2 separate regions of the Homo sapiens genome follow, and region 1 is linked to region 2. Evidence: chromatin contacts called from ENCODE Hi-C or POLR2A ChIA-PET data. All regions are on one chromosome and are shown on one strand. The core of a region is the stretch at or near the end of the contact, and the rest is flanking DNA. Distances in the headings are between cores, read along the strand shown. Region 1 overlaps NXN (nucleoredoxin). Region 2 overlaps NXN (nucleoredoxin).

Evidence for each region. Hi-C counts contacts between places; a loop is a spot of excess contacts on that map. ChIA-PET counts read pairs that join two places held with the same protein, here RNA polymerase II (POLR2A). Pooled maps may share reads with other maps.
Region 1: a map of gastrocnemius medialis shows a loop between it and region 2 (2.8-fold over the local background). The contact joins two enhancer-like sites. A Hi-C loop is called at or near these places in 2 of 168 maps with a recorded cell type or tissue (endothelial cell of hepatic sinusoid and gastrocnemius medialis) and 1 of 50 pooled maps. POLR2A ChIA-PET finds 5 or more read pairs at or near these places in 1 of 52 experiments (CD8-positive, alpha-beta memory T cell).

The regions. Positions count from the first base shown.
Region 1 is chr17:812,723-817,092 of GRCh38, reverse strand. The region is part of intron 5 of NXN (nucleoredoxin); the gene reads left to right. Among named protein-coding and RNA genes, the nearest start is that of MRM3, 33 kb to the right of the region's middle. Within about 2 kb of position 3,077, at least 2 of the 41 ENCODE cell types and tissues checked have a DNase peak (open chromatin) inside an H3K27ac peak, as active enhancers do; they include gastrocnemius medialis, where a contact is called at or near this core.
Region 2 is chr17:899,816-903,840 of GRCh38, reverse strand. All of the region lies in intron 1 of NXN (nucleoredoxin), which reads left to right. Among named protein-coding and RNA genes, the nearest start is that of NXN, 78 kb to the left of the region's middle. RefSeq lists an enhancer at 3,675-4,025. Within about 2 kb of position 2,385, at least 17 of the 41 ENCODE cell types and tissues checked have a DNase peak (open chromatin) inside an H3K27ac peak, as active enhancers do; they include gastrocnemius medialis, where a contact is called at or near this core.

The DNA of each region.
Region 1 (4,370 bases), core at 1,828-4,327, 87 kb after region 2:
TGTGTCGGGGGGTGCTGCTGCCTCCTGTTAACAGCATAAATGAAAGCGTTTGCTTTCCAAACAAAAGTTGAGGGACATGATGTTGCCTAGTGGACCAGAAGAAAAGGCCCCAAGTTGGAGATGCCAAGGAGGTCAGCGCTTACTCCTGCCTGGCCCTCTGCAGAGACACTTAAGGTGCCCGTGCCTGGGGGTAGGAGCTGTGTTTGTTGAGATAAGTTTCGGGATGCCCCTACGCCAGTGGTCCTGAATAGCTGGCTGAATTACCACTGTGTGGGGGTCAGGAGGGCTTCCCATCTCTTAATTCATTTATTCGTTCATTGCTGAGTGAATGTCTTTACTGAGGGCTGACTGGATGCCATTGCATTCTGCCTGGGATTGGAGTCACAGACTTGAATAAAACAGATACAGGTCCTGCCCTTTGCAGAGCGTATAGGTCTAGAGCGGAGACTCACCCTAATCGTGCAGATGGATGTCAGTTGAACTGTGAGTGCTTTGAATGCGAAGCCGCCAGTGCTGGGGTAGGGAGATTTGGCCTCGTCGGGGAGACCAGAGAAGACCAAGGATGCCCCAGGGGATCTGGAAACCAAGTAGGAACGGACCAAGCAGATGGTGGAGGGAAGGTCCCGGCAGACGGAACCGCACGTGCAGAGGCCCGGCCGACACGTTTTCTTGCAGAAGGATCTTGGCTGCAACGTCACAGGATAGACCTGGCCTGGTCCTCACAGGGCACTCTCCTTAGAGACCATGACAGGGACAGTGAAGGTCTGGGGGGCTGTAAGCATTTTGCACTTTAAAAAAATACATGGGTTGTACTTTGTCCTTCTAATCCATGGGATTCAGGTCTTCGTCCCCAGAACGACTCTGTGTTAATTAAAAGCGACGTGACTGCCTGATTGTAACTGGACAGTGGGAAGGGGTTTCGGCCTCAGCTTCCAGTTGCAACCAGAGGCCCTTGGAGGGGCTACAGGTGAGATGCTAGTCAGCTACGTAGGGCCCAGGTCTCTCCCAAGCGTTACCGAGCGCCGTGTCCTGCCCCTCCTGATGGCTGTGGATTTTCCATCCTTTCTCCATACAGAGATATCCTGGGTTTCTTCTAATCCCTGTTCCCCTTATACACCAGGAGGTGATGGTCTCTGATGTGTGTCTTCCTCCGACTCCCCTAACAAAGGCCCGCCGGTCACATTCAGGCCCCTCTTATCCTCCCTACTGGCCTCTGTGTGTGCACGTGTGTGCACAGGTGTGTACAAAGTGTGACTCTGTTTGACGTGGCTGGGTCTTGGAGCACCCCTCACACATGATCCGGAGGCACGTTAAACGTTCAGGCCAAGAAGAACGTTTTTATCTTGAATAAAACAGATAACAGGCCCTGCGCTTTGCAGAGCTTAGGGATCTAGAGTGGACACTGGCCCTCATTGTACGGATGGATGTCAGCTGAACTGTGGGTGCCTCATCGCCTTCAAAACCTACAGAGCTTAGGGATCTAGAGTGGACACTCGCCCTCATCATACGGATGGAAGTCAGCTGAACTGTGAGTGCCTCATCGCCTTCAAAACCTACAGAGCTTAGGGATCTAGAGTGGACACTCGCCCTCATCATACGGATGGAAGTCAGCTGAACTGTGAGTGCCTCATCGCCTTCAAAACCTACAGAGCTTAGGGATCTAGAGTGGACACTCGCCCTCATCGTACGGATGGGTGTCAGCTGAACTGTGAGTGCCTCGTCGCCTTCAAAACCTACAGAGCTTAGGGATCTAGAGTGGACACTCGCCCTCATCATACAGATGGAAGTCAGCTGAACTGTGGGTGCCTTGTCGCCTTCAAAACCTACAGAGCTTAGGGATCTAGAGTGGACACTGGCCCTCATCATATGGATGGATGTCAGCTGAACTGTGAGTGCCTCATCGCCTTCAAAACCTACCGGGTGGCAGGCTTTTGTTTTTATCTTTTGTATACTTTGAATTTCATTATGAACCACAATTATTTTCTTTGCTTTAGCACCTAGAAGACTCAGCTGAATTTGTAACTACTGCCTAGGCATGGTGGCTCACGCCTGTAATCCCTGGACTTTGGGAGGCCGAGGTGGGTGGATCACCTGAGGTCAGGAGTTCGAGATCAGCCTGGCCAACATGGCGAAACCCCATCTCTACTAAAAATACAAAAATTAGCCAGGCGTGGTGGTGGTCACCTATAATCCCAGCTACTCGGGAGGCTGAGGCAGGAGAATCACTTGAACCTGGGAGGCGGAGGTTGTAGTGAGCCGAGATCACACCACTGCACTCCAGCCTGGGTGACAAGAGTGAAATTCCTCCCTAAGTGCTGGGATTACAGGCGTGAGCCACTGCGCCCGGCCGGATTTGATGTATTGAGTGCGTGCTAACCATCCCATACTCTCCGTACTGAGCTCCACGGGAAGTCACTAGGAGAGGGGCCCAGTGCTGCCCTTGAGTGGACAGGATGAGATGGACAGTTGGGCATATCTGAGGAGCGGAGTGTGATGACGTCTTCACGAACACGACAGTGTTGGTCCGAGTACGTGTCATTTCGTACGAGGGCCTGGAAGACGGACACTTGTCACTTAGAGTGGAGCTGCTGCCGCGCCCCCTCTCTGCTGCTCCATTGGGTCAGGAGGCCTTTCCACATAGAGGCATTTTCTTTCCCAGCACCTCATCATCCGTGGAGCAGAATCTTCCTCTCTGAGGTACGGAGTTCCTTCCTGGATGTGAGGGCCCGTGGGTTGCCGGTATTGCTGGTGGCCAACGCTCAGGCCAGGGGGTCACCTGAAACTAATAAGGTACCCTAGGACAGCCTTTTTTCTTTTTTTCTTTTCTTTTTTTTGAGACAGAGTCTCACTCTATCACCCAGGCTGGAGTGCAGTGGCGCAATCTCTGCTCACTACATCTGCCTTCCGGGTTCACGCCGTTCTCCTGCGTCAGCCTCCGGAGTAGCTGGGATTATAGGCACCCACCACCACACCTGGCTAACTTTTTGTATTTTTAGTAGAGACAGGGTTTCACCATGTTGGCCAGCCTGGTCTTGAGCTCCTGACCTCATGTGATCTGCCTGCCTTGGCCTCCCAAAGTGCTGGGATTACAGGCATGAGTCACCGTGCCCGGCTCTTTTTTTTTTTAGACAGAGTCTTGCTCTGTTACCCAGAGGCTGGAGTACATTGGCACAATCTTGGCTCACTGCAACCTCTGCCTCCCGGGTTCAAGCGATCTTCCTGCCTCAGCCTCCTGAGTAGCTGGGATTATAGGCACCTGCCACTACGCCCAGCTAATTTTTGTATTTTTAGTAGAGACAGAGTTTCTCCATTTGACCAGGCTGGTCTCAAACTCCTGACCTCGTGATGTGCCCGCCTTGGCCTCCCAAAGTGCTGGGATTACAGGCGTGAGCCACCGCGCCCGGCCGGCCGTAGTCTCTTAAACAAAAAAAAAATGCTGAAGTTAAATACCAAATATGCATGCACTTCTTGACACACAGAAACGTCAGTGGCATGAGTTTGATTCATACTTCTAAACTTAATTCCAGATCCTCCTAGTTTTGAAAGATGCTCACGTATTAAGGAAATCATTATATCATTCCAGGGATATCACTTTGGAAGCGCCTTCTCAGCGCTTCGAGGTTGGGCTGAGCCCCACGTGCGGCATTCCGTCCGCGTCGATGGCCCTATTTGTGGTGCCCTGTCCTTGTCCTCCAAGCCGGGGGCCGTTTCTCCTTCAGAGCCCGTCTCACTCAGTCCCTGGTTTCACTGGTATCAGTTCTGGCTTCTCTCTAGTCTTAGAAGCCAGCCACCCTCCCTAGACTGCACCATCCCTTGATGGGAGTTTGCCTTTCTTTGCCTCTGAGGATATTTAAATGTGGCCAGGCTGGGCCGAAATACCTCTGAAGGAACTGTGCATTCGTTCATAAGCTTTGTAGCGTCACAAAACTCTGACCAGTATTTTTGATTGAATTCTGAATATTTCTGAGCTTTTGTGTGATTCCGTGGTTACGGCTTCCAGTGTCATTCAGTGGACGTGTTCCAGGTGTGTGAACACACGCACACACACGCTCACACATTCACACACGCGTGCACACAACCTACACACATGCAAACACCTACATTCACATGTGCACACACACCTACAAACATGCACACCTACACTCACACATATGCACACTCACACACGCACACACCTACAGTCACACATGCACACACCTACATTCACATGTGCGCACACACCCACACACACCTACACACATGCACACACCTACACTCACACATGCACACTCGCACACACACCTACACTCACGCACACACACCTACACACATGCACACACCTACACTCACACATATGCACACTCTCACTCACGCACCCTACACTCACACAC
Region 2 (4,025 bases), core at 1,136-3,635:
TCAGGCCCTTTGGCTGCGGTCATAATACGTTGTATGACTTCCGGCAGCTCCTTAGCCTCTCTGAACCTCAGTGTTCTATCTGGAAAATGGGGATAATAATACCTCAAAGGGTTGTCGTGGGTACTAAGTGAGCCCATATGTATAGAACTTGTAGCAGAGGCTGGGTGTCCTGGCTCACGCCTGGAATCCCAGCACTTTGGGAGGCTGAGGCAGGAGGATCACTTGAGCCCAGGAGTTTGAGACCAGCCTGTGCAACAAGGCAAAACACCGTCTTTACAAAAAATTTTAAAGTTAGCTGGGTGTGGTAGCGCACGCCTGTAGTCCCAGCTACTCAGGAGGTGGAGGTGGGAGAATCTGCTTGAGCCTGGGAGGCAGAGGTTGCAGTGAGCTGTGATCATACCACTGCACTCCAGCCTGGGTGACAGAGCGAGACCCTGTCTCAAAAAAAAAAGCATAGATCAAAAAACAGAGACTGGGCATGGTGGCGGGCGCCTGTAATCCCAGCTACTTGGGAGGCTGAGGCAGGAGAATCGTTTGAACACTGGAAGAGGAGGTTGCAGTGAGCCAAGATGGCACCACTGCACTCCAGCCTGGGTGACCGAGTGAGACTCTGTCTCAAAACAAAAACAAAAAAACAAAAAAACTTGTAGCAGAATTGAAGAGGTGAGCACGTCATAACTGTTAGCTGCTTTTATTATTGTTGTTATTATAGTTATACATTGTGTTCAATATTGTGGGTACCAGGGTGGTCGATGAAATGATGGGAGGGGAGGCTGGGTGCGGTGGCTCAGCCTGTAATTCCAGCTCTTTGGGAGGCCGAGGTGGGCGGATCACCTGAGTTCGGGAGTTCGAGACCAACCTGACCAACATGGAGAAAGCCCATCTCTACTAAAAATATAAAAAATTAGCCAGACGTGATGGTGCATCCCAGCTACCTGGGAAGCTGAGGCAGGAGAATCGCTTGAACCCGGGAGGCGGAGGTTATAGTGAGCTGAGATCGCGCCATTGCACTCCAGCCTGGGTGATGAGCGAAAGTCAGTCTTAAAAAAAAAAAAAAAGAATGATGGGCAGAGGCCATTGTGTTGTGTTAAAATAGTGTGAGTACCAGGGTGGTGGATGGAATGATGGGAGGGGCTGATGATGGGAGGGGCTGATGATGGGAGGGGCTGTCGTGGTGCTTGTTCTGTGTGACTCTTACCTTTTTTCCTCACGTCTCCTTCGTAAACAGGTTTGGAGGGAAGAAAGTAAGTCCTAGAAAGCCAGTGGCATTGCCACTGAGTGACAGTTGCCTTTAAAAAGCTTTCTCTGCTCACCTTTTGGGGGAGGGGACAGGGCAGGACGGCCCAGTGAGGCAGCATCTTTTCTTGTGTCGCCTTTTTCTCTCCACTGCCTTCTCCCTAGTAAATCTGTTTCTGCCTCGATGTAGATGTCCCGAGGACCTTCACCGTGATTTTCAGGTTCAGAAGGACATTCTCGTGCCTTCGACTTGAAGTATCAACCTCACGGATCCTCGTGGATCTCACGGGAAGTTAAAAAGCTTTTTCTGTTACCGGAACGGTTTCTGAGAACGCCAGAGCGAGCGTTGGCTTATGTCTGGAACGGACGGCGGACGTGGGTCCGTCGTGCGAGTGGGAGCAGTGAATAATGAAACTGGCGAGAGATGCCCTGACAGCAGCAACACTGTTCCCTGGTATCAGGTTCAGTCCTGACTCACTAGCTGGGACAAACACCCGAGGGTATTTTTGGGAGATGAGCCTGGAGGGCTGGAACCCTGGACCGTGTGGCTGTCCAGCTCACAGGCAGATGGCTCTGCATGAGACCATGTTTAAACAGCAAGCTGAGGCCGGGTGCGGTGGCTCACACCTGCAATCCCAGCACTTTGGGAGGCTGAGGCAGGTGGATCACCTGAGGTCAGGAGTTTGAGACCAGCCTGGCCATCATGGCGAAACCCCGTCTCTACTGAAAATACAAAAATTAGCTGGGCATGATGGTGGGTGCCTGTAATCCCAACTACTCAGGAGGCTGAGGCAGGAGAATGACTTAAACCCAGTAGGCAGAGGTTGCAGTGAGCTGAGATTGCGCCACTGCACTGCGGCTTGGGCGACAGAGCGATATCCCATCTCCAAAAAACAGAACAAAACAAAAAAACAAACAGCAAGCTGAAGGAGAGACTTTCAGGCTGAGTGTTTATGGGACAAAATGCCATCGATTTAGATTTAGATTTAGTTAATGTGCTTTGTTTGAATTCATTGCCCTGGTTTTCACGGGGGAGGTGTCCTGGTGTCCTTGAATCCCATGACTGTTGTTGGAGGTAGATCCCGTGCTTTTCATTTTAGTAACGAGGAAGCAGAGGTCAGGGCAGCTGAAGCATTTGAGTCACTTGGGATCTGGCAGAGCCGGGAGTTGGACCAGGTCTGCTGTTTCCCAGGCCAGAGTTCTTCCCCGGAATAAACTGCGGAGAGGAAAGGAGCTAGCGTTGATTAAGTGTCTGCCTTTGTGCCAGATACTGTTATTCCATTTCATGTAGAGATCATCTCCCCCCACAGATCCCTGCATGTTGCAGAGGGTGACGTTGAGGCTCAGAGGGGTTTTGGATACAAATGAGAATGCAGATCTATCTGGCCGGACGCCGTGGCTCATGCCTGTAATCCCATCACTTTGGGAGGCCGAGGCGGGCAGATCAAGTGAGGTCAGGAGATCGAGACCATCCTGGCCAACATGGTGAAACCCCATCTCTACTAAAAATACAAAAATTAGCCAGGCGTGGTGGTGGATGCCTGCAATCCCAGCTACTCGGGAGGCTGAGGCACGAGAATCACTTGAACCCGGGAGGTGGAGGTTGCAATGAACCAAGATCGTGCCATTGCACTCTAGGCTGGGCAAAAAGAGCTTAAACTCCATCCAAAAAAAAAAAAAAAAAAAAAAAAGAATGCAGATCTATCTTTTCATAAAGTCCACACTTTTCTCTCAAAACTCCCCTGCCTCCCAGAAGATGCTTCCAGCCCTGCAGATTGGGTCATTTATAACGTCTCTGCAGAATAATCCTGAGCTTTTAAATATTAGAAAACTTTCCATGAAGAGAAAAAAAGGTACTTTTTTTTTGGCCGTCTTCTCTGTAGACGTTAGCTTTTGAGTGGTTTTTGGCTTTCTAATAAAGTGCTAAAGTTTAGGGCCAGTCCCAGTGGTAAGAATTTGAAAAACTAGTATCATTCATGTTTCTTCTCCTTGAACGGGCAGATTCATTTTGCTTGTAAATAAACTCACCACCCTCCCTTCCCACCCTGGGAGGATCCTGATGCCATGGTTTGCCAGCAGCCTCCTGGGAGGAAAGAGATTTCCTCCTGATGTTTGTACCTTCCTCGTGCCTCTCTGTTCCTGCAAGAGGTGGGAATCTGGTGGGGAAGAGAGTGGGCTCTGAAGCCAGATGGTCAGCTCTGGGTTCCTGGCATTGTGGCCTTGGGCAGCTCACCATTTCCAGGCCTCCATTTCTCCATCTATAAAATGCTGTCTCTCTTCATGAGCTTTTTGGCTATATCTTCAGAAAGTTTGTGTTTTTTTTTCCTTTTTTTGTTTTGAGACGGAGTTTCGGTCTTGTTGCCCAGGCTGGAGTGCAATGGCGCAATCTTGGCTCACCACAACCTCTGCCCCCCCGGGTTCAAGCGATTCTCCTGCCTCAGCCTCCTAAGTAGCTGGGATTTCAGGCATGCGCCACCACACCCCGCTAATTTTGTATTTTTAGTAGAGACAGGGTTTCTCCATGTTGGTCAGGTTGGTCTCAAACTCCTGACCTCAGGAGATCCGCCTGCCTCGGCCTCCCAACGTGCTGGGATTACGGGCATGAGCCACCACGCCCGGCCCTCAGAAAAGTTTTAGTGTTAAACTCTATAGCTTGAGGATATCATTTACTTTAACAAAAGCCCTTTGATTTCCTTTGTGAAAATAATTAATTTAGAGACAGGGTCTCACTCTGTCACTCAGGCTGGGGTGCAACGACATGATCATAGCTCACTGCAGCCTCGAACTCC